Linked DNA regions of Mus musculus: region 2 is linked to region 1. The links are chromatin loops, found by intact Hi-C in ENCODE. Cell type or tissue: gastrocnemius. All regions are shown on one strand. Each heading gives the region's core, and the rest is flanking DNA. Links, peaks and the distances in the headings are about the cores only.

The links. Peaks named below come from ENCODE experiments on the same cell type or tissue, not always from the same donor. Only the 100,000 strongest peaks of a DNase experiment are listed, where the experiment ranks them.
Region 2: a loop joins it to region 1, with 1.9 times the contacts of the local background. A loop is called at or near these places in 1 of 42 quality-filtered maps.

What each region holds. Positions count from the first base shown.
Region 1 is chr10:76,344,797-76,349,181 of GRCm38, reverse strand. Dip2a (disco interacting protein 2 homolog A) reads left to right here and starts at 3,891. Exons shown (of 38, transcript NM_001081419.2): 1 at 3,891-4,075. The coding sequence starts at 3,985. It overlaps Gm40699 (a long non-coding RNA gene), which reads right to left and starts at 3,887. Exons shown (of 2, transcript XR_871838.2): 1 at 3,608-3,887; 2 at 1,925-2,414. In gastrocnemius, for the core only: CTCF peaks have their summits at 2,366 and 4,004 (motif pointing left); DNase peaks (open chromatin) are centred at 2,371, 3,818 and 4,260; H3K4me3 peaks cover 1,752 bases; H3K27ac peaks cover 1,392 bases.
Region 2 is chr10:76,407,222-76,411,606 of GRCm38, reverse strand. It overlaps Pcnt (pericentrin (kendrin)), which reads left to right. Exons shown (of 42, transcript NM_008787.3): 16 at 1-81; 17 at 1,977-2,139; 18 at 2,697-2,909. Among named protein-coding and RNA genes, the nearest start is that of 1700094J05Rik, 20 kb to the right of the region's middle. In gastrocnemius, for the core only: a CTCF peak has its summit at 1,721 (motif pointing right); no DNase peak of the experiment used is centred there; H3K27ac peaks cover 291 bases.

The DNA of each region.
Region 1 (4,385 bases), core at 262-4,261:
CCAGCCCCTTCTCCATGTGACCCACCTGACTGATTGATTGATCCTACAGTTCTTCAGATGTGAAGGCATTCTTGAAAGATTCCTCATATGACCACGAACCCTGCTACCCAGTTAGACATTCTAGCTTGCTTCATTAAGCACTGGAGTAATCCAGCCTCAGGTCGCCCCCTCAGTTCCTGCCAGTGTCTACGTGTCGGCTGTGTATTATGTTTATAGGTTGAACTGTTCCCTCACCAAAGGGATGTCCTTATCTTAAGTACAGATGACTATGACCTTAGTCGAAATTGGGTCTTTACAGATGATTAAGTTAACGTGAGCTAATTAGAATGTTCTCATATTAGGTTTGAATGGTGTCCACTGATAGACACTGGCACATAAGAACCTCATATGAACACGAGGGCAGGGATGGGGGTGGGACATCTATAAGGCGAGAAACATCAAAGATTAGAAGCAGCCACTAGAGGCCAGGAGACAGCTCTAGAACAGATTATCCTGTATAGTTCTATATGGAACCGATCGTGTCTGACACCTTGTCTTAGACTTCGAGCCTCCAGAATTCTGGTGTGGTAAACTGTCTGTTGAGCCAGCTCGGTTCCCAGTTACCACTGTGCTAGCAAAGGAATACACAGCCTTTTGGAGGGAGAGGTGGGGATTCAGGGCCCTAACCCCTTCTTAATCTCATGTTTATCTGAATTATGCTCAGAAGTAACCATAATTCTGTGTCTAGTATCCAGCAGGTGGGGTATTAGTGAGGTTCATCTAGAGGTACAGACCTAATAGACTGTAAATGAAAAGGGATTTACTAGCATTGAATATACAACACAATTACTTGGGCAGCCAAACTGGCTATCCGGCAGGGAGACCGAGAGCCAATGGCTGCTCAGTCCGAGAAACTGGATGTCTCTGTGATTCCTCATCTGGTGCTAAAGGCTCAGAGGATTCCTGGCCAGTCGCTGGTCGTTAGTCCATTTTGGAAGAAGGACCTAGGTTCTGATGTCAACGAATGATAAGACCTATAGCAGCAACAGCTACATGCAGTCACCAGCAAGAATGTAGGTAGGCAGGCCGGCCGGCAGGCAAAGCTGATTTTATTCATCTCTTTTTTTCATCTCTCTCTCTCTCTCTCTCTTTTTTTTTTCAGTTTTTCAAGACAGGGTTTCTCTGTATAGCTCTGGCTGTCCTGGAACTCACTTTGTGGACCAGGCTGGCCTCGAACTCAGAAATCCACCTGCCTCTGCCTCCCGAGTGCTGGGATTAAAGGCATGTGCCACCATGCCCTGCTTATTCATCTCTTTTTGCCAGAGATACTACTATAAGGCAGAGCCCACTCTGGAGAAAGTTTCCTCTCCTGAAAATGCCCTCACAGACTCATTCATGGGTGTGTCTCTTGGTTGGTTCTAGCTTCTGCCAAGTGGAAGAGGAGGCATGCTAGGTTTAATTAGGACCCTAGTCTGTGGACAGGCAAAATTTTCCAGGCAGTTTAAGGGGGTCAAAATCTTTGAAAATAGATACATGGGCACCTCCAAGCCAGATGTCACAGGCCCAGCTTTTTAAACAAGGCTCCAGATTTGGTTTTAGAGAATTGTAGGGGTAATCTCTTGTGCACTGTGTGGAAGCATCACCGGTCAATAAAGAGCTGATGGCCTATTCGGAAAAGGCAGGAAGTGGGAGTTCCTGGTAGAGAGAGTAGAACTCTGGGAGAGGCGGGAGATTCACTGCAGACTTGGAGGAAGTAGGATGTATAAACCCGAGGAGGGTAATTAGCCATGTGTAGATAAAGAATAGTCTATACAGGATAATTGAGTACGAGCCAGTTGGGGAACAAGCCTAGCTTAAGGACTTGCATTAATTCATAATAAGTCCCCAGGTCATTATTAGGGAATTGTGGCAACCATAGAGAAGACCCAATGGTTACAGAGAGTTGTTTCATTTACACATTTTACTGTTTGGAGTTACTTGGGATCTTCCTTCCTGGCCTAATTATACCGCTGCAGGTGACTTTTTTTTTTTTTTTTTCATGCAATTTCATAGGGTTTGGCTCTTGATCGACTGTAGTTTGCCATTAGCTGACCACTGTTTCTTACTAAGAAGTTCCATTTTACCTGCTAGGTATTTTGTTTCACTGGGTCAACATGCAGGGTTTATACCCCTGTTCAGCTTGTTGAGCTGTGGAGAAAGACAGAAGGATCCAACGCTCCCTAGAGCCAGTGGCTAAATGCTTAAAAAATAGATAAATGGGGGACTGGAGAGACAGTTCACCAGTTAAGAGTGCTTGTTGCTTTTGAAGAAACTTCTGGGTTTTTTTGTAGTATGAAGTATGGTGGCTAAGGGCAGTCTTACAGTTGAAGGACATCTGGCGCCCTCTCTGGAATTCTTTGGTACTGCATGCATGTGGTGCACAGGTACACACTTGCCTGCAAAACACCCACACATAAAATAAACCTTAACAAATGTTAAATGCTCTAAAGTGTTGTTAAATGCTGCTTAAAACGTTTTGTGTTGAATTTTTAAGTCTTTATTGTAAACACTTTTTTGTTCCGACGTCAATAAATAAAAATTCAGCTCTTTGAAGGACAAGGACATCATTCCCTTCCTGATTCCTGGCAGCCTAGAGTGAGGGACTGTCAGCTAAGCAGCTCCTTCCCCAGCAACCTGCTGGAATGCCTTCAAGTCTGGCTGTTTTCCGTACTTTACAGTCAATGTGAAAATACTCCAGCAGCAAGCTAATCTACTACAATTGAATCCAGGAGACCTGGTCCAGGAAACCTTGCTCTGGCCACACCCACTCCAGACAGTGCACCCGCCTCGAAAGGCGAAGCCCAGATGCTTTTTTTTTTCTCGACCAGTAAACTTTCGGCAGCTATTATTCATTCAAGAGGACAGGGAACACTTCCTTAGAAGAAACCATTGATCAGAGAAACGTGAGAAGTGTTGACCAGCTTTCATGCAAAGCTTGTGACTGCTTCCTATATAAACCTGTGACCTGCGGAAATAAATAGTCCCTCGTTTGCATACCACACCTCCTGCCTGTATAACCAGATTAGTCAGCTCAAATCAGATGTTTTAAAATCAGTTGGGGACACCTTCCTATGCTGTTCCTTGTGGATGTAATATTAGGCTCACTGAAAGCCTCCAAAATGGTCTTTTTTGTTGCCTACCTGGGATTTTTAATATATGTAGACAGTGGCAAGAGGGTGGCTAATGAGTAGTAGAAATAAAATTGTGTGTGTGTGCGTGTGTGTGTGTGTATATATATGTATGTAAGTATGTATGTATGTATGTATATACATGTTTATACGTATATGTGTATATATACCGCCACTCTGAGAATAGCTCCTTCAAAAATCCCACTAAGGTTTCCAACATGTCAGATCTATGCTTCCATGCCCCAAGGACATCTCAAGGACTGAGACACTGCCAGAGCTCCTTCTTGGTCAATGTCAGAGTGCTTCCAGGGTTATTGTGAAAGGGAATAAGCAAACACACTTTAAGGGCGGCAGAAAACCCGCCAGAGTTAGCTGATACCATAGCAGGAACGCGGACAGAATTAAGCGTGCCAGCAGGGCTCCTGAGGAAGAAGAAGGTGGGGATCCCGGAGGAGGGTCACCTGGGCGACATTGAAGTCCGTTCGGTGGGGTCGCACGTCTCCCGAGGCGCCTCTGTCCAGCTCTCCCGCCCGCCGCTCCTCTCGCACCCCGAAGCGGAGTAAAGCTCCGGGCTGCTCCGGCGTGTCTTATTGGCCAATGGAACCGAGCCTTTAAAGTTGCTGGGCGGGGCCGGCCCGGCGTACCCGCGCAAGCGTTGCCCCGCCCCTCAGCCGCGCACGCGCGTCCCCAGCGCGCTCCCGGAGCCGGAGCCAGCCGCGCTCGCGCCCGTGCCCGCGCCCCTGCGAAGCAGCCCCGGCCGCGCCCCGCCCGCTGCCGGCTGCGGGCGGCCGCTGCGGGTCTGCAGGCCCCGGTTGGGGGAACGCCTGAGCCACCGGCCATGGCCGACCGCGGATGCCCTCTGGAGGCGGCGCCGCTGCCCGCCGAGGTGCTCGAGAGCCTGGCGGAGCTGGAGCTGGAGCTGTCCGAAGGTGAGCCGCGGGTTCCCCCCACCCCCCACCCCGCCAGGGACCCTCGCCCGAGACCCCGCCCAGGGACCTCCGGGAGCGTCACCCCCGGAACCTGCGGGTACCCTCATACGGGATCCCCGCCGGCCTCTCCTCGGCATCCCTGTCTGGGCCGCTCGCCGGAGAGCCCGCCAGCTTCTGCAGACTGGCGGGTGCCCGGCCTCCGAAGGACACCGGGAGGGACTGGCTTGGGAGGTGGGCCTAGGCGCACTCTTGCTGCCCGACCGTCAAGGCCACGGTCCAGGTCCGGGCTTCCAGCGTGTGCCCTGCAGCC
Region 2 (4,385 bases), core at 97-4,096, 63 kb before region 1:
CAGCCAATTAGGAGAGTCTACCAGAGCCTCAGCACGGCCGTGGAGGGCCTCCTGGAGATGGCCCTGGACTCCTCCAAACAGGTGAGGCCCAAGCCCCATGGCAGAGGCTGCTGGGTGAATGGGTGGGTGAGACAGATGACTCACAAACAAGGCTGCATAGACGGTTAATGTTACCACAGACACCGTGGTGTTCCTAACGCTCATTCCAGCTTGTAGGCTACAGAGATATCTTCATTTTCCAGGTAGATCTGAATTCATGGGTGCTCCCAGTATGCCTTATTCCACCATGTGGTTAGAGACAGAAACCCTTACCCTTTCCTGGGAAGGCTGTTGGATGTTAATGTTGATTGTTGATGCTAATCTTTTACGGCTGATTGTGTGAGCTTTCACGTACGCTTTAGTTGAAATCTTTCTGAACGGAAATTTCCAAGGAAGCATGCAGTGAGAAGGACAGGTACCGTCTCAGTTGACGCTCAGCACCGAGTAAAGCAGACATGGCGGTGCGTGCCTATGCTCCCAGACATGGCGGTGCGTGCCTATGCTCCCAGACATGGCGGTGCGTGCCTATGCTCCTAGCACTTAGGAGGTAGAAACAGAAGGATCAGCAGTTCAAGGTCATGTTCTGTTTACCATCGAGCTTGAGGCCAACCTAGGATAGAAGAGATCCTGTCTCAGAAGCAGAACGCAGGGCCAGGTGTGGGAGCACGTACTTTTAGTCCCAGCCTGGTCTGATAGCAATGTCCAGGCCAGTTAGGGCTGTATAGTGTGACCCCATCTTTGAAACAGAAGCCACCACTACCAACCCAAACCTACAAATCCACCTTTTGTACTTTAATGCATACTATAATGTTTTGTATTTGGAGAGTATCACTGAAAAGTAGAATTTGTTCATTTCTTAGAACAGGTAATTGGAAAAGATACTAAATAGAAACATGGTGATGGAGAAAGCAGCACATGACTCTTCTTTTCTTTTCTTTTCTTTTCTTTCTTTCTTTCTTTCTTTCTTTCTTTCTTTCTTTCTTTCTTTCTTTCTTCCTTCCTTCCTTCCTTCCTTCCTTCCTTCCTTCCTTTCTTTCTTTCTTTCTTTTCCTGAGGTTAGCAGTTCATACAGTAGGCGTTTCTGTGTGAAGCAATGCTGGGCCCGGATGCCTTGTCGTCTGCTGGGGTTGGGGGCAGTGGGGGGAGGCGGCAGTGGGGTGTAGGTGTTTCGTGTTTTGAGGCCCATTTAGCCCTTAAGTGACCTCGAAGCCCCAGTTGAACCCAGATGTGGGGAGGGGATGTCAGAGGCTATGGAGGAACTGTTAGCCTTGTAGATGTAGAGGTTGCTCTGTTGCCGCAGCCCTGCCACCCAGCACTAGTGGCAGTGACACTGATATTTTTCTAGATGAAATGGGTGATCTTAAAAAAATTAATTATTTTTTTACACTTCATATTTTATCCCATCCCCCATCCATCCTCCAACTGTTCCACATCCCATTCCTCCTCTCCACCCACCTATCTCCATGTGGATGCCCCCACCCCCCACCCCACCTGACCTCTAAACTCCCCGGAGCCTCCAGTATCTTGAGGGTTAGATGCATCATCGCTGAATGAACACAGACCACTCAGTCCTCTACTGTGTGTGGGTTGGGGAAATGGATGATTTTATTTTATTTTACTTTATTATATTTTATTATTATTTTTTTAATGTTTGAGTGCTCTGCTGCATATACACCCACATGCCAGAAGAGGGCATCAGATTCCCTCTTCAACATCAGATGGTTGTGAGCTACCATGAGGTTGCTGGGAATTGAACTCAGGGCCTCTGGAAGAGCAGTCAGTGCTCTTAACCACTGAGCCATCTCACCAGCCCAGTGACTCAGATATTAACAAGTTCCCCACCCCCACCCCACTCCTCTTTCTCTCCCTTCCTCCTCTTCTTCATACCCTCTGTATCTTCCTGTATGTAGCTGTGATTTTCAAATGTATCTCAACAGCTGGAGGAAGCTCGCCAGCTCCATCGCTGTGTCGAGAGAGAGTTCCGTCACAGGAACGAGGAGATGGCCCAGGCTATGCAGAAGCAGCAGGAGTTGCTGGAGCGCCTGAGGGAGGAGAGTGCGGCCAAGGACAGGCTGGCTCTGGAGCTGCACACGGCTAAGGGTGAGTGCGACCGACATGGCGGGGCCAGGCTGAGGCGTCCTATACCTCAGCCGTGCTCGGCCTGGGAGCAGATATGACCTTCCTGCTGGAAACGTGAAAAGCAGGGTCTTTAACAGCAAACTGCTTAACCAGACCTTGGTGAGGGGCGAGGTGCCAGTGCCAGCTCTGCCCTTCAGTATTCTTTGGAAAGTTGCATTGGCTCCAGGAAGCCATGTTGGTGATCGATCTGTGATCGGACTATAAGGGTCCTGCAGTGAGTGCTGCCACTTGGCCCTGTGAATCTGTGTCACAGGAACACCTCTGGCATGTCACCTCTGAGCCACGGCCATTCTGTCCCACAGCTGGCACCTCTGCACAGATGAATGGGCTGCTCAGCTCTCTTCAGGCATCGGGCCTTGCCTAGAGACCCAAGCCCCTTCTCTGAGGGTCACCAGGAGTGACCCGCTCTGACCTTCCAGTACTCGGGCCACATCAGCATTTTGCACAGGGTCCCCAGCAGTCTCTGTTACCCTTCTGCATGGGTTGCCCTATCTCACTGTGCTTGGCCTGTCTTTTAGGCCTCCTTGAAGGATTCAAGGTGGAGAAAGTGGATCTGCAGGAGGCGCTGGGCAAAAAGGAGGAGTCGGAACAGCAGCTGATCCTGGAGCTAGAGGATCTGCGGAAGCAGCTGCAGCAGGCTGCCCGCGAGCTGCTCACTCTGAAGGAGGAGAAGTCGGTCTTGTGGAACCAGAAGGAAACTTTGACTAATGAAGCAAAAGAAAGAGAAGCTGGTGAGAAGTGTGATTGGCAGGAGGCTGAGTGGGCTGGTCCCCGGTTGCATGAGAACTTGGTCTTTCCAGAGACAGAAGTACAGAGAGCATTTCCCATTGTGTGGGCTGTTGTAAGGGAAGCGCTGGCCGCAGGAAGGACGCATGGGTAGGGTGCAGCATCCAGTTGCTCTGCAGTGGGCCAGAGGGAGTTTGTCTTCATGGCTGACACTGCTAATGAGCAGGTTGATGTATCGGGGTCTGGAAAATGAACTGTCCTAAAACCGTACTGAAAATACATGTCTGGCGTTAGTCCCGAAAGTAGTTCGTGTGCGCCAGCTGCCTCGGAGGAGCCATATCAACGTAAAGGAAGAGAGGTTTCTTCTGGCTTACAGTCCGGGAGGGTTCAGACGTGGCTCCTTGGACCACTTGGTCTTCGGCCTGTAGACAGGCAGCCTGTCATGGTGGGATTGTGTGATAGGAAAGCTACTCAGCTCACTGCAGTCTAGGACTCTCATTTTTATAAGAAAGCTCTCACCCCCAAACCATTAGGCTGTGACTCTACCAATGGGTTTATCCACTGATGAGGGCAGAGCGTGCCTCTTTCCCAGGCCCCGGCTCAGAGCACACGGCTTTGTCCATAGGAGCTTTTGACGAAACGTGCACCGTTTAAACCATAAGACACTTTCATCAGAGGGTTTTACTTCCTGCAGACACACGGCCTTCCTGTGTTGCCCAGGCTAGTCTTAGCTATCCTCCTGTCTCAGTGTCCCTGAGTGCCAGCATGCTCTATATTATATACAATCTATTTTTAGACATTTTAGCTGTTGAAATGAAAATGGACGAAACTCGACACATACACTGGAAGAACAGGTCATTTTTGATTTGTCAGAAACACTTCTGCTTCCATGTGTGCCCTATCCTCTGTATCTTTCCCTGTGTGTTTTTTTCTGTGTCGTCCAGTTTTTCTTCTGTGGGAAATAGTTGGGCAGGGACAACCATTGTGCATAATTTCTCCTCCTCAACCCCTGAGGCTGTGAGCTGTACCACTGTATTCTGCTCTTTGCTGGTTTTCATAGCCCCGCTGGTTCTTCCTTACATCCATGTCTGTGTGTGATATGAGCTCTCTGCTCCCAGACCATTCAGTTAAATGTCTTGCTTTTTGTTAGGTCTCCTTTTCTATTCTGGGACAGTTCTCAGTGGCTGGCCCTTTCTTGTGCATACCTGAGTCCTGTCCCTGGACACCTTGTGTTTTATTAACATGAGGCAGCAGAGAAAGAGTCTCTGAGGGCCCGTGGACTATCTGGCAACCCGAGAAGTATCCTGCATGCATGTTCTGGCTTTCTTTGGGAATCTTTTGGGGTGTAACTGCTCTTCCCCTATTCTTTGTATGGCCTGGTGTTCTGGGCAGCACCATGGCTGGGCTGTGCCTGGGCATTCCAGGCAGAGACCCAGGAGGAGGTTGGGGCAGTGCAAGAACATTGGCTCTCTGGTCTCAGG